Regions from separate parts of the Homo sapiens genome. Here region 1 is linked to region 2. The links are chromatin loops, found by intact Hi-C in ENCODE. Cell type or tissue: Caco-2. All regions are shown on one strand. Links, peaks and the distances in the headings refer to the core of each region. The heading gives the core; the rest is flanking DNA. Region 1 overlaps FMN1 (formin 1). Region 2 holds the start of LOC124903458 (a long non-coding RNA gene).

Evidence for each region. A loop is a pair of places that touch in the nucleus more often than their neighbours do. Peaks named below come from ENCODE experiments on the same cell type or tissue, not always from the same donor. Only the 100,000 strongest peaks of a DNase experiment are listed, where the experiment ranks them.
Region 1: a loop joins it to region 2, with 5 times the contacts of the local background. A loop is called at or near these places in 16 of 110 quality-filtered maps.

The regions. Positions count from the first base shown.
Region 1 is chr15:32,823,229-32,833,756 of GRCh38, reverse strand. All of the region lies in intron 17 of FMN1 (formin 1), which reads left to right. Among named protein-coding and RNA genes, the nearest start is that of GREM1-AS1, 110 kb to the right of the region's middle. In Caco-2, for the core only: no CTCF peak of the experiment used is centred there; no DNase peak of the experiment used is centred there.
Region 2 is chr15:32,658,431-32,668,958 of GRCh38, reverse strand. All of the region lies in intron 10 of ARHGAP11A-SCG5 (ARHGAP11A-SCG5 readthrough), which reads right to left. The region is part of intron 2 of SCG5 (secretogranin V); the gene reads right to left. It overlaps SCG5-AS1 (SCG5 antisense RNA 1), which reads left to right. Exons shown (of 4, transcript NR_135505.1): 3 at 2,471-2,520; 4 at 3,042-3,257. LOC124903458 (a long non-coding RNA gene) reads right to left here and starts at 5,368. Exons shown (of 2, transcript XR_007064573.1): 1 at 3,394-5,368; 2 at 1,839-2,156. In Caco-2, for the core only: a CTCF peak has its summit at 6,176 (motif pointing left); a DNase peak (open chromatin) is centred at 6,148.

The DNA.
Region 1 (10,528 bases), core at 1,794-9,793, 160 kb before region 2:
CTGGTTCATCTCTGGTATTTTCAGATGGGTTTTCTTTACAGAAGTTACTCATAAGTGGTATTTTCAATGGAGACCTTCAGAAAAAAGATGCTTGGATATCTCATCAGGTTTCAGAGAAGTGTTCAGACTTGTTAACCCTTTTAACTCAGCTAAATGTCCATTAAACCATAAAACAAAGTCCATTACACTTTTGGGCCGGGGACTTGAGTGACTGACTCACTCACCCTGGGATGTTGCTCATCTCCTGTATGGACTAATATTGGGGCTTATTAGATCATGGGGGTCAGAAGGCTCACTTCCTCTGTGCTTGGATGCTGGGGCTGTTTTGATGCTAGTTGGCTTTCTGTGGGTCTTCTCCCTTATCAGTAGAGGATACACCCCACTTCTCCAGATGAGTCCCTTATAAAACAGCTGCTGCTTCATAAGACATTCCCTTAACCCAAGCCCTTTCCTCCCTATCAGTTACACTAATTGAAGATCAAAACCATTTCCCCCCACCTCCCATTACGTATTTTCTACTTATCCTCTAAGAAAAGAATTACAGGTTAGGATTACTCTAGAAGTGGTAGCTGTCAGTAGAGGAATGACATCCTAAAATATGACCATTAGAGACAAGAAGAAATTAGAAAGCTAGCATGCAGTGGGCATTTAATAAACAGCTGCTGGGAGTGGTGGCGGTGGAGAAGAGCAGAGCAGAGGAGGAGGGGAGAAAGGAGGAGTTGTAAAGTGGGAAAAAGGAGCTAACACTTTAGAAGGACAAAATGGCGGCAAAAAAGTCTGTCCCTTGGTTTTCTCCCATTGACAAATCTAAGACTGATGATGTCTACCCTACTTCCTACCTCTCACAAAACAACATTAGAAGGCAACATATTTAGGTAACCCGGGGTCATAAAGGAGAGTTGAAATAGAAGCTTCAGCAAATAACCCCCGTATCATCAGGCCTTGGATTATCAGCAATTCCAAGCACTACCTGAGTCTCCATCTCAAAAAGCTCTTCCTTCTGCTGGCTGGAGTGCAGTGGCGCGATCTCAGCTCACTGCAACCTCCACCTCCCGGGTTCAAGCGATTCCCCTGCCTCAGTCTCCCAAGTAGCTGGGATTACAGGCACTCACCACCATGTCTGGCTAATTTTTTGTATTTTAGTAGAGACAGGGTTTCACCATGTTGGCCAAGATGATCTTGATCTCCTGACTTCATGATCTGCCCGCCTCGGCCTCCCAAAGTGCTGGGATTACAGGTGTGAGCCACCGCACCCAGCCCCCTCTGCCTTGAAAATACTCACAGCATCATCTCAACAGCCAATACACTGAAACCCCTCTCCACACTGAAGCACAGTTGTCTGTGAAGAAAAATTAGGGAAGCCATAGAGGAACAATAGCTCCTTTGCAAATTACAGCTTCATCAGAAGGAAAGTTGAGGCAGGCATATAGTATTTTATTTTATACACCACAAACAGACAACCCCTAGACTTGGAATTCAGAATTAACAAAAGCATTAAATCCATCGGGCTTTGAGAAGGGTCAATGTTTTTTCATATGTCTTCCCTGCTACCATTATTTGCATAACAAATCGCTGCAAAATGCATTCATGTCAGATGTTGGAAATAAACTCTTTGGGGTATAGCTATTTTTAAACAACCCATAGTTATACGGGTGTTTTTAAAACATTCAAAGCCTGAGTTTATGTTTCAAATCATAAGTGATCACAGGAACTCTATATTGTTGGTCTGGTGCTGACCTACAGAACAGAGTCTGAAGTCCCTCAGAAATGATGATGTTTTAAAGAGTTACAAAAGTTCACATTGGCTGTAGATTAAAGCCCTGTATTTCTAGGCAGGTACACAGAAATCCCTGGTGCCAGTTTCTACCTCCACTTTGGAGAGCATTGAACTTTCTTTGCAAATATTCAAAATACTTCCCCACCAGAAGATTTTACTTACTGACACCGGGAACAGGCATCCCCACCCACATTCTTCATCCTTAAGAATCAGAAGTTAGAAAAAAAAAAAAAAAGGCTGCATTCTTTGAGATTATTTGCATGAGTGGATTATTTGTGTCAGTCTCTGAGAGATTATCTTCATAGTCTCTAGTCTACTTGTCCAAGCTTACTATTCCCACAAAAGATTTTTCCTGTGGTCTAGGGAGTCTCATGATTGCCTCCCTGGACCTATGCAATACCAACCTCCCCACCCCACACACACTTTCCTCCCCTGCAGCCTCTGCAAAGCCCTGGCTCCTGGGGCTCCTTGAGCTTGGACTGCCAGCTCCACTTCCCGTGTTCTAGGCAAGCAGCAAATACCCTTCAAAACTGCCATCAAGCCCCACCTGTTTTATAAAAACTTCCCAAGCTTCCATGATATGTGCGTTATATTATTAGCAACGGTATTAGCCAGGTGCCTGTATTCCCAGCTACTCGGGAGGCTGAAGCAGGAGAATCACTTGAATCCAGGAGGTGGAGGTTGCAGTAGCCGAGATCATACCACTGCACTCCAGCCTGGTTGACACAGCGAAACCCTGTCTCAAAAAAAAAAAGTAAAAATAATATTAGCTAACATTTATTTAATACTCTCAGCCAAGTTTGATACTAAGTAATATCTCATTTCTCATTGAATAAAAAAACCCTTGAGGAAAGCACTATTATTATCTCCATTTTACAAAGGAGGAAATTGAACTCAGATGGGCTGGATCTATGTGACTTAAAGGAGGACCTCAATCAGGACAGGTTAAGAATCCAGCATGGGGGTTTGGTGCCTTGGACTAGAGTGGTTGAGTAAGTGGCGGGAGATTATAGTGGTGGGGGGTGTTTGGAGGATACAAACCACTAGACTTTTTGGTGGCTTGGATCCTGCCCTCCCGATCTGAAAGGTTACATTTCATCCCGTCTTTAGATGTCATTTGCACTACTTGAACACTCCCCAGGGCCCTCGCTGCTCCTACCCCTAATTGATTTCCACCTTTCTTCATATGTGAGTTCACATGATGACGTCTCCTCGGACAGGGAGGGCTTTTCTTACATATACTCCTGGGAAAATTAGGTTTCTACTCAATAATATAACTGCCCCTCTTTCTGTTACCTCTGTGGCACTTCTTTCAATTTTTAAATATTTGAGAAATTACTTAGCTGATACGAGAGGGAAGATGTCTATTTCACACTTTATTTATAGTATCCTCTTTACTTACCATGCAGTGGTACTCAGTGAAATACAGGTTGAAGCTGTCCAAAAAAGGAAAGAATTTAAAGGAGTTCCTCCTCATTTAGATCATAAATGGAATGGAATTCCTTCATAAAAGCAAATTCATCTAGAGGTGAAAACAGGACTCAAAAAGGAAAATTAAACTATTTCAACCACTATCTCACCAAAAGAACAACTCCAAAAATGTGATCTGGAGGGAAAAACAATCAAACTAATGAAGAAGAGAAGACAATGAGTCAGGAGTGACTATCCCTTACAATAGGGGTGATTATTTTTAAAAATCTGTCTTTATCTAATGGTCAGTGGCACTCAGTTATATGGCCAGACACAAGAATTAGAAGATTTTAATCTCCTGTCATTTGTTATTTCATATCCAATAACTTCATTTACTTTTTTTTTTTTACTTTATTTTTGGTCTTTGGCCTTCCAGATCCCCCAAATTTTGGATAGCCTGAATGTGGGATGATCCTGTATTCAGAGAAGTGAATTTCCCTTCACTAGTCCATTTGCTTTTAAAAATAAAGAAGACATTAAAATGAGTTGCAGATATAAGTAATCCTTATTTAGTTATTTTGCTTTCTCAACCAGCATAAGGTCTCTACATAAGGACAAAATTTGGATTCAGTACCTCCTAACTCTGCCACGTGGGAGAAATGTGTCCCCCCTCATTTCTGTGTGGGTATTTGTCTAAATCTTGTCTCCCTTCCCACTACTGAGGTCTCACAACTTGAAGAGTTCTATCTAGATATAGAACATGGTTATATATGCTGGTAACAAAATAGTTGTAACTATTTTCCTCACTCACGAATCTTACCCTTTAAACAGGTAAAAGAGTGATTTACATGGATTGGCAGGAGTCAGAGAATCCTTATTGCTTTTGTAAGCTGAGACAATATGCCCAGTCCATACCAACACCAAATAAGGTATCTTGGAATGTGATTGCATCCATATGCTTTCAGCTCATGCAATATAGGCACAGAGAACCAATTTTAGGAAACTGGCCTCAAAGGAAGGCACGGGCTCTTGATTAGATTCCCACCATTCTACTCCAGCAGCCACATATAGAGCCCTTAATATTAATTTTAATGTAAGTTGGAGGAAATTTTCCAATCTTTGAAAACTATCTTTCACCCCCCTCTCCTGGGGGCCTGTGTTATTCACCAGCTAGAAACACTAGCAGCTGGAAGCAGAAGATGGCTTGTCTAGTCCTCCTGGATGCATGCATTTAAAGAGCTGTAAGGTTGACAGAACTTTCGCCGGAGCGCATGTTTTTAACTTAGTAGGAATAATAGCTTGGTCTCATAAACTGTTGTGCCATCTTAGATTATATATTGCATGGCAAATTTTTGTTATTGGGTATTTGTCTAGTTACATCAATATTAACTAGAGTAGACCTTGAGAAAGCAGAGAAGGAAATTTTGCTTCATTTGGGCTGGAGTTTTGCTATCCAGTTTCTGAGTTCTTGCACATTGCATTTTGAGTCTGTGACCAAATGACCTGCCTCTTGCTCCAAGTAAACAAATACTGACATTCTTGCCATCCACCAGTGTCTTTCCTCTAGGGGATGACAAAACATTCGATGTGTAGCAAATATACATAGGTGCCAGCAGATAAAGAGTTTTGCCTTAGGTCATCTACCAGGAAATATTATATTTTACCTACCTATCTCCCTGTTCACTGGGAGGAATTCTGAAATCCTTAAGTAAAAGACGTTGAAACTACTAACGTGTTCCTTTGTTGTATCAATATTTCTAGTAGTCGGAATGTATGCTTTCTATTCCCAGTAATTTTATTAGGTTACTAAAAAAATATGATTTGGTTAAGAGGGAACATGAGCCAAGTGGTAGGGCTAAATCCCTTCTTCTGTCTGAGTCGTGACAATATTTTAACCGCAAATGTTTATCTTTCATCCTCAGGGGAGATGAGTAGCCTCTTTTTTGAATCATCCTCTGCAGAGTGCAGTAGATGCAAAGCAGTACTATTATCCAAATTGTTAGCTCTTACAGCCAAGCTAGAGTCTATTCACTGTTACAAAAACCCAGTGAGAAAAAAAAAAAACATGCTAAATGATAAAGAATTACAAAATCACATTTCAATTAGCTCCATTAATTTGGAAAATGGAATTTCCCTTTGTACGACTTGGAGTAATCAAAATTTACCAAATTAAGAAGAAATTCTGACATTCTGCACTACAGAAAGGATGAACCATATTGGGCTTACCATTCTGCATCCTAATTTTTAATATCTATTGATGTTGATACATATGGATCTAATTACTTTGTCTCTTTTTGAAACAGAGTCTTGCTCTGTTGCCCAGGCTGGAGTGCAGTGGTGCAATCTGGGCTCACTGCAACCTCCGCCTCCTGAGTTCAAACGATTCTCCTGCTTCAGCCTCCCACGTAGCTGGGATTACAGGTACCTGCTACCATGCCGGCTAATTTTTGTATTTCACCATGTTGGTCAGGCTGGTTTCAAACTCCCAACCTCAAGTGATCCACCTGCCTTGGCCTTCCAAAGTGCTGGGATTACAGGCATGAGCCACCACACCCAGCCTGGGTCCGATTCCTTTTAACCACTATACATTATTCAGTTGTGTGAATAAACCATGTTTTTCTTTATCCATACCTCTTTCACTTCATGTTCTTAAGTTAGTCACATCATTCTGGACCTCTGCTATAAAGGAGAGCCAGCAATCTGTATGTCCTTTTTTTTTTTTTCTTGAGACGGAGTCTTGCTCTGTCACCCAGGCTGGAGTGCAGTGGCGCAATCTCCGCTCACTGCAAGCTCCACCTCCTGGACTCACGCCATTCTCCTGCCTCAGCCTCCCGAGTAGCTGGGACTACAGGTGCCCGCCACCACGCCAGGCTAATTTCTTTTTGTATTTTTAGTAGCGACGGATGTTAGCCAGGATGGTCTCGATCTCCTGACCTGATGATCCACCTGTCTCGGCCTCCCAGAGTGCTGGGATTACAGGCATGAGCCACCGCGTCCGGCCTGTATGTCCTTTCTTCATTGGGTCGTTAAAAAGATGAACAAGACAATAATGTGAAATGATTATAACTCTTTTGTTAGAAAGTGGTACAAACATGAAAACTAATGCTATTTTCTTATATGTTATGATTTTCATCTAGAACGACAAGATTCCTTGATCATTCTTTGTTTTATTTAAGTGAATAGTAGGTAATAATCCATTTGTGAAAGTGATGGGAATGTAAAATTAGACAAATGTGATTAGCTGGGCCTTACCGCCACAAACTCTGCTCAAGATAATGCTGCCGAGACCCAAAGACAATCATTTTGTTGCTCATAAATGACAGTTTAAGCTGGTGAGTGGCTGAGGTCCAGCATTCTCCTTGGTTCCTAGATGGACGGTAAAGCTGCTTGGACCATAATTTTCCATCTTTCTTCTTGGAAAGAGTGACTGGAGGCCACTCAGTAAAGTGAACCTTGGAAATAAGACTTCTGTCTCACACAACCTGTTCATGAAAGGGAGCTATAAAAATAAACGCATATTCAGAGCCTAATGGAGACGTGGCAACAGGCCTGAGGACATGCCATCCCTGAATCCCCTCCTCTGATTCTCCTGTAGTTCTACTTAGTTTCAGAACAAGATGAATGCATCAGTTGTAGGCAAACATCAGTTGTGTGTGTTTTCTCAGCTTGTTTATTTAGAAAGTAGTTGAAGGAGATAAGAATGAGTAGCTTTGGAAAGAGCCAGCGCTAGGAAAACTGGGAAGGACATAAGAGAATAGCATTTCCACAGCTAAGATGCTATCTGGAAGCCGCCTGGAATATTGTAATGATAGTGTGAGATCATGTAGTGTTCTAATAGAAGGTGGGTCTCTCTTCGTTCCTACATACAAACTCCAAAGCAAACTCCTAGGTGGGTATGACTTAAGAATGGAGCAAAGCATTAGCATTAAATGGCAAGAAGTCTGGATTAAACATAGATGAAGAGAGACTCCCTTGTTGTTCTCACTACTTTCCTGGTTTCTCATTAAATTGGTCTGCGCTTCCCTGGGGTCCTTTGATTCTGTTTTTGCCCTCTTTTCACTAAATCTTCCTTTAATTTCCTTTGGTTTGATCTGATGACATTAGCCCTTTCCATCAGTTTCTGAGCATACCCTTTTGGCTTGTTTCCTCTTTCTCCTTAAATCTCAGGGCAGCGTTTTTCCCCCAGGGAATTCGATCTCAGTGTCTTTCAACACCTTCACTGTTGGCCTGTAGCCTCTCAGGCTGCGCTAAGCAGGGCCCTGGAGAGTCTTCCACTCTCCCTGGAGAGCTGCTTCTCTATGGGCTGTGGGACACTTGACCTCACGTGTCTCCCCACCACCCTTGTGAAAGAAGCAGCCATTAGGCCCTCTTGACATGTGTGGGAAGCACTATTCTGAGAAACACTCTAGGGACCCCACTGCTAAGTCAGTGATAGATTTTGACATCCAGAGGGAGGGTCAGCTCCCTTGAGTCTCACTTTGAGTGATTTCTAACTACTATTTCCATCATTCGAGTTTTGTTATCCAAACAGCCTTATCCAAAATGTGCTGTTATTACTACCAGTGTCATTGTTGTTTGACCTCTCAAAACTACTTATTCTAAACAACATCTCGCACACTGATTTTATATGTCAGGTCTAATACAATTTGGGGAAAAGGTTACTGAGTACCTAATCTTAACCATTCATTCTTTATGAATAGGCCCACAGTGTGTCAGATATTGTGCCGAGCAAAGATAAGAGACGGTCTCCCGGCTTAAAGATCTCACAACGTAGTCAGGAGAGCCAATCCTAAACAGACAACTGTATAATAGGGGAATGGCAATGAAAAGGGTAATAGAGAAAATTTCTTCAGCCCATTTTTGAGAGTCAGCAGTGTGTCAGGTACTGTGCCAGGCATAGTTTATATAGTCATGAACAGGACAGATAAACTTATAATTAGCAAGCGCAAGAGACAAAAGAGCAAATAAGTAACCCATTGTATAATTACAAATTGTGGAAAGTTTAGGTTTGGCTGAAGAGGGCTGGTATTAAGAAACCTACTTTAAAAGAGTAGGGAGAGTAGAACAGTGATGACATTTAAGTCTGGGAAGGAGCCAGTTATAGGAAGCATAGAAGAAAAACACATCGTACGCAGAAAGAACACCATGATTGGCAGCCCTGAGGCAGCTGAGAGCTTGGCATACTGAGAGATTAAGATGGGCGAATACAACTAGAACTAGGGCAGACCACCTAGGCAGGGCCCTGAAGATCATGAGACGGAATTTGGATTTTATTCTACAGGAAGCCTTAAAAGAATTTGTAAAATGAAAGTAACCTGACTACATTCATGTTTTAAAAGATTATTCTGGTTGCTGTGTAGACAAATAAATGCACAGAGGCAAAAGTAGATAAGGAAGTTACTGAAGTAGCTCAGGTGAAAAATGAGCATCTTGGACCAGGCTGGTGGAAATTGAGATGGAAAAGTATGGATGAATTCAAGACTATGTTTTCGAAGTAGAAAAGACAGGAATTGGATTTAAACGTAGGAGTTGTACAAAAGGAGGAGCCAAATCCCAGGTTTTGATCATCTTAGTGAATGTCGATGCTATTTACTGAGGTGACTCAGACAAGGAAAGGAACAAATTTGTGTTATGGTAGACAATTCAGGGAATAATTGGAATTCCTGGACAGCTATTCATGTCAGGATGTTCAGCAGAGCAGGGGAAATGCAAATCTGATGTTGAGAATGTAGTTTGGAGTTGATGATAGAGATTTGAGATTCATCGGCAGAACGAGAGTAGCTGAATTTATAGCTAATTATAAAACAGAGGGCTGGGGCACGGTGGCTCACACCTGTAGTCCCAGCTACTCAGGAGGCTGAGGTGGGAGGATCACTTGAGCCTAGGAATTGGAGGCTCCAGTGAGCCTTGATTGCACCACTGTGCTCCAGCCTAGGTGACAGAGTGAGACCTTGTCTCTTAAAAGATAGAAAAGAGTCTAGAGAGCGGGCCTTGGAGCCTGAATATATTTAAGAGGGAGAAGAAGAGCCAGTGGCGGGAACAGAGCAAGTGATCAGAATGGGTGAGATAATTGACCAATGTTGAACATGACCCTACCTGACTTGCCACTGATAAGCATTTTTTCCTTGCAAATAAAATTTAAAAATACTGTTTCTGAAAATGTTCAAAAAACTCTAAAGCATTACCTATGTGTAATCTGTCAAATTCATGTGGATATCTATCCACTCTGTGAGGTAAGCACGCACTAAGAGGACCATGTAAGAATCTGAGCCTCTGAAAACCAGTGTTGGGCTCCACGCTCCAGCCCAGGCAGACTTGGCTTTCATGGTATGAAGGAAATGGGACGTGTTGCTTTTTAAATAGTACTCACAGTTATTAAATAACATGATTAATAATAACGTGACCAAAGATTTTTAAAAATTCCTTTCCCACCTTTCCCCTCTCACGGGGGGTACATTACACTATCTGTTGCTGGTGGCATTGCTGCCATCCCCAAGTCCATGTTTCAACTGTGTGTGGCTTCCAGCACTTCAGTGAAATCTTATTTAATCACACATGCCATTTTATAGACCTGTAAAGAAGGGAGCACATGGCTTTTGGCAGGGGCACACTGTTCCAATGTGGTCTTCCCTATGTTTGCAGTAGGATGTTACAGCTCCAGGCTCCATGCCTTCCACCTTGTGAGTTCGCAGAAGCCTGTTCTGTGAAGAATACTTTTCGAATATGAAAGTTACCCACGAAGCATTCTGGACCAGGGGTGTGACTAAACCTCCAGCATGAGTTGGAATAGTAGCTTTCAGGGGCTTTGTTTCCACATAGTGCCTTTAAAATTGGTATTTTAAAAATGGTTATGATTGTACCACCATGTCCTTATTTATGATAATAGTAAAATTGCTACTTTAGCATTTTGTTGGTTTACAAATCTTTAAAAATGCTCAAAACATGTAAGAACTGTCATAGAATGTATGTGAGAGGAAACTTAAAACTTTGAGTTTTGAAATTTAAGCAGTTTTCTTGGAATAACGGCATTTGTGAGAATTTTCTCATTCTGCAGAGATGACCTCTTTGGGCCCACCTTGGTGTAGGCAATAACGATAGAAACTCTCGGCCGGGCGCAGTGGCTCACACCTGTAATCCCAGCACTTTGGGAGGCCAAGGTGGGCGGATCACGAGGTCAGGAGATCGAGACCTTCCTGGCTAACACCGTGAAACCCTGTCTCTACTAAAAATACAAAAAGAAATTAACTGGGCATGGTGGTGGGTGCCTGTAGTCCCAGCTACTCGGGAGGCTGAAGCAGGAGAATGGTGTGAACCCAGGAGGCAGAGCTTGCAGTGAGCCGA
Region 2 (10,528 bases), core at 1,654-9,653:
AAATAAAGACATTAGGGGCCAAACCAGAGCCAGGTAAATGCATAGGAAGTTTATAATTAGTGACCCAGCATCCAAGGAGATAGCTTCCTACACTTAAGAAACGAGTAAAGGAGATCTGCAGGAGCTTAGGGAAGAGAGAAGCAATGAATGGCTGAGCCAACAGATGACATTAACACCAAGACACCACCGTGAGAGTGGAGGTGACCCTCCGCCCCAGACCCAAAGCTCTCTGATGGTTTCTGTTGAGGGTCACCTTCCAGTCAGCCTGGGCTTCACAGAGGAAGCAGGTCACTGGGGACTATGGTTGAGGAGGTGTGGATAAGGGTTAGCAGGAACTGTGTTGGACCCATTCTGGATGGGATGAGGTGGGAGTGGCAGGGCCTGGCAGCGCTGTGCCCATTCAGAGCCCCTTCCACCAGCTGACCTGGTTCCGCACTGGCCAGGGGAGTGGTCCTAGCACAGATTTTGGGTACACGGCTTGGGAATGTAATTATTCCATCATGTCACTTCCACCCATATGTCTGTAGACTAAAACGAGGAGACTCCATCTGAGTCTGACAAGGCCTTTTGGGCCACGACAAGGAACGTGATTCTCACTTGGCCTTACAAATTCGTACCTGAATTAATTACCATTCCTCTACTTCTTTTTCACTATCCTAAGCTGCTGTAAATCCATAAGTGTTCTTTATAAATGGCTAGAATAAACATTTGTTTTAGACAGTAATCTCATAGAAAATTCTTTTCTGTTTCTGAGTTCCCAGCAGCTACTACTATTTTTTGGCAGCTGGTGGTGGGGTGAGGGTTAATTCTAGCCTCGAGAGGAGAAGGCACGTGGTGTGTACGTTGGGGAGGGGCCCAGACTAAATCCTCTACAACCCTTTGGTAATGCTTTCCTGGCCTGTGGTTTCCCATCTCATACAAATATTCCCAATTTCTCTCTTTTATATCCATGTAACCTCTGCCTGGCAATAGGTATTAAGAATAAAGTGGGTCCGGTGGCTCATGCCTATAATCCCAGAAGTTTGGGAGGCCGAAGCGGGTGGATCACTTGAGGTCAGGAGTTTGAGACCAGCCTGGCCAACATGGTGAAACCCCATCTGTAATAAAAATACAAAAAAGTTATCCAGGCATGCTGGTGTGTGCCTGTAGTCCCAGTTACTCGAAAGGCTGAGGCAGGAGAATCACTTGCACCCAGGAGGCGGAGGCTGCAGTGAGCCGAGACTGTGCCACTGCACTCCAGCCTGGGCGACACAGTGAGACTCTGTCTCAAAAAAAAAAAAAGAATAAAACTACAACAAACCAAACAAAACAGTATTCACTAGTTATTATCAACTTTGTGCCAGACCTGGAGCCAGAACTCAATGTTATGTTAAAAGAGATAGACTCAAAGGCGGCCACAAAGCTGTGTGGACAGTGATGAGCAATTCGTGCCTTAAAGTCCAAAGGAGGTGCCTCCGGCAATACGCTCAGACAGCTGCAGCACTACACACAGACACTGGAAATACACCTCACAGAATTCTTCTGATTCTTAAAAATGGCAAGTCTCTTACCCACACATGGTAAAACGGGTGAAGAAAGCACACATAACTCAAATTCATAAAAACACCAAACTTATCTTTAAAAATGGGCTTCAACCTTCCCATCCACCCACTTCCAACCAAATTTTTAACTAGAACTATTGATGAAAAATAATGTTGGCCTGAGTCAGTTCTAGTCCCCTTTATATATTATTTTAAAATAGTATATAGCAGTGCTGTTCTATAGAAATAGAATATGAACTACATTTGTAATTTTAAATTGTCTAGTCTTCTCACTTCAAAAAGTAAAAAGAAATAGTGAAATTAAATAATTTTTAATCCCAATATATCCAAATTATCATTTCAACATGTAATTGATATAAAGAATTGCCAAAGAGACTTTTTATATTCTTTTTTGCATACTGTCTTCCAAATAGGGTGTGTAGTTTATACTTAGAGTACATCACAACTCCAGCCAGCCATATTTCAGGTGTTCAGTAGCCTCTTGGGCGTGGTGAATACCAAATCGGTCAGAGCAGGTGTATAGAGGAGGCTAGACATGGCGATCAAAAGTGCAGCCTGCAATCCAGATGCTTGAGTTTGAATATTGGCCTCATCACCTTAGCTGTATGACCTCATCTGTAAAACAAGAATACTTAAGTAATACCATCCTTAAGCCGTTGGTATGAGGATAAAATAAAATAGTCCTTGTAAGGCTTTTTGCAAGAATTCTGGCAAATATTGTGCTTAATAAATGTTAGCTAGGGTGGTCACTTTATAATGCATGAGCTCTATACTTAAAAACATATGTGGTCCTGAACAAGTTATCTTACCTCTTTGAATATTAGTTTCCTTCTCTGTAAAACAGGGGTGATAATAATACTTCATTGAGAAGATTAACTGGTACAAACATAGCACTTAATAAATGTTCGTTTCTTTCTCCTTGACTTTAGGTGCCAATGAACAGAGAAATAGCCAAAGGGCTCGCTGAGTGGGAGCAGAGGTAAATGGGCCTGGATAATTGGAAAACTGGATAGTCACGAGGTTAACTATGCCACAGGCAAGAATCCAGATGGTTCCAACCTACCTCAGCCAGTGTGAGAATGCCCAGTAGATGTGTTTCTTTTGTAGTTCCTTTACTAGAAGCTTTATAAGAGCAGGCATGTTCACTGTTTCACAGGCTAATAGAAATAAAGTATGTATGTGCATCTTATGTAACATATCCCTACGTATGTATGCTGAATTCAGTAGGCAGCCATGTTCAGTATTTTAGAGCTGTAGCCATCACTCAACTCCCTTGTGTTGATAAGAAGAAACATTCGGGGAAAAGAAGACCTATTTGTTTATTGTAAGATTCAAAATCTCTAAGGGTAATGGCCTTTATTTCTTTCCTACTCAGAAGTTTGTTTTTCCCTATTTAATAGCTCATACAGGATTTTGAAAAAGGAAAACTTAAAAATTTTAATTAGAACCATATCCTAAATATCCTTCTGCTCTTCTGCATGTTTGTTTATTTTTTCTTAGGATTGATTTGTTCAGAGTTTTGAAATTACCAGGGAAGAGCTTTTGAGGATGTTTGAGATCCATGATTCAAAACAGGGAGGGACACATGAGTGGCAGGTGACATCAGAAGCCACCAGCCATTCCTCAAATTGCCAGCTCTGGAGCCCTCCATCCTGCACTAGAAGGAGATACTGCAAACCCTGCCAAGGTGTTCATGCTTCTCGTGCTTTAACATTTCAAAAAGCTCAATTCCCAAAGACAGTGAAACTGCCACGAAAAACAAAATGAACTCTGGATGACAAGGAGGCCCAGTCATTTCTCCTATCAATGGAAAGGGCAATTTTGATCAGAGACAAATAGTACTTGATTTTACCTATAGGGACTTATGACTTATTCACAGCTCTGACTCCTCTTCTCCACAGGAATTCAATAATGTAAACCTAATAATAAAAAATGACATAAAATGAATGTAATGAGAACACCCTAAAACTAGTTTCCCTCCTGGCCTATCTCCATGTTGCATCTTTCAGAAAGTGTCAGAAACGAGACTTAAACAAACAAATAAAAAAAAAAACCCCAAACCAGAACCTAATGCTGATGTGATCGTTTAAATAAACTAAACACAACTGGATAAGGAAGCTGTTTTACAAAAATAAAAATAGAAAAAAATTTCTTGACAAGAGGCATGGATTATTCAGGATCCCTGTGTTATTCTAATTGTTTCAGTGCTATTAGGTGCATTTTAGGGGAATGTGGCCCTGATGGATAAATGCACCTTTAATTCATTTCTAAGGCAGTGATGTGAGATATAAGACTTTTTTGGGTAGGCACAACCCCAAAAATGTCATGTAAATCTTGAAAAGTTTTTCATCCAAAAACCCCAAAGGGTTTACTCATCTCAACATCTGCATTTGATAGGCAGAGGGAGAAGAATGACTACAAGAGGAAGATTATCTGAGATTAAAACTGGAGACCTCCTAGAGGCTGGGCTCCCATAGGCACCCTGGCCCAGACCACAGCAGGGAGGGAATTCCTCCATTCTGCCTTTGTGCCTCATCTCCTGAGTTAGAGATGGTAGCTTAGTTTCCTTTCTTGGTTCCCTTCTGTATTCCTTACAGATAAAGAGATGTTCAATACACATGTGTTGGCAGAATGGCCTCCATTTTATAAGAGTGGAGGTGACTTAGCAGGACACATGCTATTTATACAAACAGAAGAACCTAGCAGCACAAACATGAGTAGGGATCTCTTTATTACTGCTCCTGGAGGTGGATTTATAGTGAAGTGAATGAGGGCCCCTCATGGGCGCAGACTGCTTCCAAGGCCTGGAACCTAACTTTTCATTTGCAATTGTGTGTTATTTTTCTTGAAAAAAGTTTTCAAATTGCATGAGTTTCAGGCCTCACAAAACTTGAATCTGCTGTGGATTGCTCTTAAAAGCGGTATACAAACGCCATCTTGGATTTTTCACCTGTCATTATTTTAACTCCTAGTCATCCAAAGCAAATATAAATCAATTAGTTTTGTAGCCATGGACAAACGAGGCCTGGGTTTCCTCATTTCTGAAAATGAAAGGTGATTGAATATGATTCCTCAGATCCCAAAAGAGAGCAATGTAGGGAAGGAGGGCACAGTGAGAAACAGAAGGAGGCAAAGGCTAGGACACCCTGGTGCTGGCTACACTACTAATAGCTGGCGTATGACCTTCAGTGAAGAACTTTACCTCTCAGGGCCTCATTTTCTCTACTATGAAATGAGGCAGGCAGACAAGACATTCTCTAAGGTCCCATCTTGTCCCATGATTCCAGTGCCCTGACTTGTGCAGTGTGTCACCTCTCATGGCCACTCTCACTGGGTGCTCACAGTAGCCCTGAGACTAGTCAGTGGAACACTCTGGTGAGCTTCAGAATTCAAATTCAGTGCTCTTCTTACTATACCACATGGGAGATATTTTCCAGCTAAACCGTAAACAAGGCTAATATCATTGGTTTGATGGCCTTCAAATATGCACTGTTGTCATGCCGAGTCAAAGATGATAGTCTGACATAAACCAGCGTTGCAGTGTAGATGTGGCGAATGACAAGGGAGTGGCTCCTTTCCCACAAGAGGCACTGGACTTGAAGCTGCAGCTGGTACAGCCCATCTGCAGGGAAATGCCATTTTCTTCTCATGCCTCTGTTCAAAACTTGAGTCCCACTGCTTACAGCTAGACAATCATTAGAATCACTGGTGGCACTGAAAAAAATCCCAAGCAGCTCAGACTCCCTGGAACTACCATATTTGAATTCCTGGAGAGATTAGGGGCCAGGAATCTTTCATTTTAAGCTTCCCAGGTAATTCTGATGATCCACCAGGTAGGAAAAGTATTGTTCTACGTAGTTTTCTCTGTCCTAGCCAGCCTGGAAATGCTGTTTCTTTTAAAACAGTAAGTCTATCTGGATACCCTGATGCCTCCTGCCACAAAGTCAAGCTGGTATAGCATTGGCTAGGACAAGCAGTGACAGCCACAAAAGACCACCTATTCTGATTCCATTTATATGAAATGTCCAGAAGAGGCAAATTCACAGACATAGAAAGTAGAGTAGTGGTTTCCAGGGTCTGGGGAAAGGAGACTGAGGGAAGGAGTAAGGAGGCAGAGATGGGGGGAATGGCTAAGGGGAATGGAGTTTCTTTTGGGGCAATAAAAAATCTAAAATTGATACTACTATGTGAATATACCAAAAACCATTACATTGTATACTTTAAATTGTTGAATTGTATAGTATGTGAATTATATCTCAATAAAGCTGCCATTCATATATTATATATGTTATATATGTATATATGTATACATATGTGTATATATAACATATTATATATTATATATATATATATATATATATATATATATATATATATATATATATTCTTTTTTTTTAACAGCCCTAATCTTCTCTTCCCCGCTCTACACACAAACACACGTGCACCAACTCATGATCATTGACAGGTTAATTACAGAGGCCCAACTAATGTCCCACATGTATGAATGGCACTCCAATCACCTCGCTTGTGACCACCTTATTAATACTCTCCCCAGCTCTCCGCTCTCCTGCACCAGAGACATCAAATCGTCCCGGGCAGATGGCACCACCTGGTGGCCATTACAGGAAATCCTGACCGCACACCTCTGCACTACCTCCTCTCTCGCCATTCTTCCCTCTTCTTCCAACTTCAGGGCTCAGTTAATTCTATAGTTGAGGTGATCTCCAATTTATACAAAAGCACTCCCCTTCATCTCTCCTCCAACTTGCCTCAAGTCTTCCTCTACTGCTGCTAAATAGCTTAAAGAACTGTAGTTTTAAGTCTACATGTGAAAATGGAAAGAAACAAATCTTAAAGTGGATAGACAAAAATTAGATCTAATAAAGAAGCAATGCATCGTATTAACAAATATTTCAGAGACTAAGAAAAGCAAAAAGCTATATAATAGGAAGAGATGTTCTGTTTCATTGGTCATCAAATAAACACAAATAAAACAATGAAATGCCATTTTTGCCTATCAAATTAAAATACTTTAAAAAGTTAATACTTATAGTTAACAAGTGAGACAAGACACCCACAAACAAGTGAGAGAGAAAGCACAGCCATATAAGTCCAACACTTACAGAAAGCAACCTGACAGTATGTAGGAAATGCAGCCTAAACAATAGGTACAGAGCTTGACCCAATTATTCTTCTTTTCATAGAAATATATACCCCAGAGAATTTATCAAGACTGTACACAAACGTTTATGCACAAATATGTTCATTGAAGCTGTGTTTATGATGGGATAAACTGGAAAAACTCTAAATGGCCATTTGCAAAAATGCTTGAGTAAATTGAGGCATAAACATATAATAGGATATAATGCAGCTACTAAAAATAATTACACTGATTTTAATATAGGGATAGGTTCTTGATATAATATTAAGTATAAAAAGAGATAAAAGATTTACTGTATGATTTTAAAAACTACCTATGTGTGCACAGAAAACAGACTGGAAGAAAACATAGCCAAATGCTGAAAGTGGGTATCTCTAGGTGGTACGATTCTAAACAATCTTTATTTTATTTTCGAAATGATCCACGACAGCTTTTATTATCTTCATAAGAAAAAATACTGAAACATAAGTTATCCATATAGCATCCTTAAAGTTACCCCCAAATTTCCCTCCGAGTGTGTGATGGCAGAAAAAACAAAGCCTCTAGAGCCATGGGTCTCCACAGCGGGTCTGATTTTGACCCTCAGAGGACATTTGACAATGTCTGGAGATGTTTTCTTTCTTCTCTTTTTTTTTGTTGAGACAGAGTTTCGCTCGTTGCCCAGGCTGGAGTGTAATGGTGCAATCTCGGCTCACCGCAACCTCTGCCTCCCGGGTTCAAGTGATTCTCCTGCCTCAGCCTCCCTAGTAGCTGGGATTACAGGCATGCACCACCACAACCGGCTTATTTTGTATTTTTAGTAGAGACAGGGTTTCTCCCTGTTGGTCAGGCTGGTCTCTGAACTCCCAACCTCAGGTGATCCGCCCGCCTCGGCCTCCCAAAGTGCTGGGATTACAGGCATGAGCCACCGCACCTGGCCTGGAGACATTTTCTGTTGTCACAAATGGGGGAAATGCCACTGGCATCTAGTGGGTAGAGGCCAGGGATGCAGCCTCCACCACAGAGAATTATCTGACCCACATCTAAATGGTACCGAGGGTGTAAACCCTGCTCTGACTTGAATCCAGGTTCTATGCCCCTTCTGTTCCATCTTGGCATGTTGCTCACCTGCTCTAAACCTCAACTTTCCCTTGTAAAATAGAATCATCTGCATATGATTTCTGAGGGCAAAATACAATACATAAAGTGTTTGGCACATAGTAGATACAAAATAAATATTTGCTTCCTTCTCCTCCAACACTATTACTCAATTTTGTATTTCCTTTTGTGAGTTATAGCAAACTTTTGCAGTTATAGAAAGAATATATTCTACCCTTTAAATTATATCTCAATTATCCATTCCAAATATAATAGTGGAGTCAGTCAGGTAAGCTTTGCTGTGCTCTTCCCAGATACTAGAGCTTTAATATCAGATTGATACCATGAAAAAATTAAATTACTGGCTGTACAATATTGATTACCAAAAACTCATGAAGGCAAATGTCTTAAGTACTAGGGGTAATCGAGGTGAAAAGCTGATCTCCTTTTGGGGTCTGCCCTGCAGTCAGAAGGGCTGACTCTGGAGAGCACCTGAGAGGGGTGCAGGGCACCAAAGGACAGGAGCAGGGGTATCATGCGTGCATCTCTCATTACTCACCAAAGCTACATGTGAATGACCTAGGCTCATGTAGTCATCTGGGTTAGTTGGATCCTTTTCCTTGGCTGAATGAGCTCTATTAATAGATCTAAGGTAGGCTCACTCTTACTGCTTCTCCATCAGAATAGTGCTGGATACCTGATACCTTTGGGTAGACTGGAGAGAGGCTGATGGTCATTCACACAGTCTCCTTGATGTCCAAACCGAATGAGGGAGGTGATCTGACCTGCCTGGAGCATGGACACATTGAGGCAGTGTCAGAAGATGGCCTGGGTGGGTAGGCAGGCTGCAGGAGGAAGCTCTGTAGGTACTGATAACTCTCTCGTCAGAGTCACGGATCTGGCAAGCTGAGAGCAAGCTGACCACTCCCTGCCTGCAGGTACATCTCGCCTGTCCACAGCCCAGACCCCTAGGCACCAAAACTCTGACTGTAAAAAAAGCCAGAGGTCCTTACCAGGCTCCAGTGTGCTCTATACAGACCTAGTTAAATGATAGACGACTGCCAAAAATTCTATTCACTGACCACACAGGGAAAAAATAATCCTTCCAATATTAGTATTATGTATCATTTACTGTCAGAATAACTGCTCTTTCCTCTCCTTCCTTTGCAAACATTTTCAGACCATAGCACCTGCATTGTTGCCATGTTTTTGCACACTTCAGTGACCAAGGGCTATTCAGAGTCTGGACAAACTCAGCAAATAATTCCTCCCATCATCTGCTGAGGATTTTTTTTTTTTTAAAGGAAAGCAAGCAAGATACAGAGAAGGGACCTGCTGGTTCAATTCAGGAGCCAGGCGTCTTAGGTAGCTCACAGCAAAGGGATTCTTCCCAGCAGGCCCATCCATTCCTGCTGCTCCAGAGGAAAACGTTAGTCACTCACATCTTGTCCAAACCGTGCAGGGCTTGTTGACACAGGCCTGCTGAGCTGTCATACCAGAAAGATGGCATCAGGAAGGTCCCCTGGGCTTCTGCAGGGCAGGCTAGCCTCCTGGCCTGGCTGTTTCCTCAGCCATAACCTCTGTCTCATGCAAAGAAAAACTTGAACAGGCCACTGGGGGAACTGACCAGTAGTGCCAGGAGCCTGCCACAGATCCCTTCTGGCAAGGCCTATTGCTATGGTTATTTTAGGCCCTGGATAAGTATCACTCTGTCTTGGTCAGACCAAAAGCCAGCAGGAAAGTTTTCCTCCTGCCACTCACTGCACTGCCACCCACTGGGCACCTGGGATCGTCTAACTTGCCATGAGAAGTCCGTGTCTGACACTCTGGGAGCTTATAATCAAATATGTCCAAGTGAACAATCACCTGGAAAAGATGGAGCTCCCAGAGGAAAGATCCATTTCACAGATGATCCGGCACATGCTGTGCAGTGCGAGTGCAGGGGCACATTTCTCCTATTATCTCTCTGACAGTTTTTTTGGTTTTTTTTGTTTGTTTTTTTTTGAGACAGAGTCTCGCTCTGTCGCCCAGGCTGGAGTGCAGTGGCGCCATCTCGGCTCACTGCCAGCTCCGCCTCCCAGGTTCTCGCCATTCTCCTGCCTCAGCCTCCCGAGTAGCTGGGACTACAGGTGCCCGCCACCATGCCCAGCTAATTTTTTGTATTTTTAGTAGAGACAGGGTTTCACCGTGTTAGCCAGGATGGTCTCAATCTCCTGACCTCGGGATCCACCCGCCTCGGCCTCCCAAAGTGCTGGGATTACGGGCATAAGCCACCACGCCCGGCCCTCTCTGACAGTTGTTAAGTGCTGAGTGACTGAAGAAATACCTACCTTCATCTCCAGAGATCCCCGTGGTGTTGGTGCCATCTGTGCATGTATTTGACCAATACAAAGGGAAATATCCAACCCACCGTCCCATCCAATGCCACTGCTACTACCCCTGCCACCATCGAGGGTATCGCTAGATTTGGGGCAGCCTATTTATCTGCAAGGACAGAGAAGTGTTACAGAACATTCTGTGGGCAAGGTGCAGAAGGGAGGCTGGAGCTTCTCAGGTGAGCTTAGGGCCCTGAGTAATATAGACCATGTGCCACTGTGCCCAGATGCTCTTTAAGCAGAAAAACTTGGCGACAGCCTTAAATGCATCCAGCCTTCCCTGCCACCCTCCCTTCCCCATAACCACCCTCCACTCAACACATACTGGTTAAAAAGTATGTTTCTTTTCACTTCTTACTGCCTGAAGCTGAATC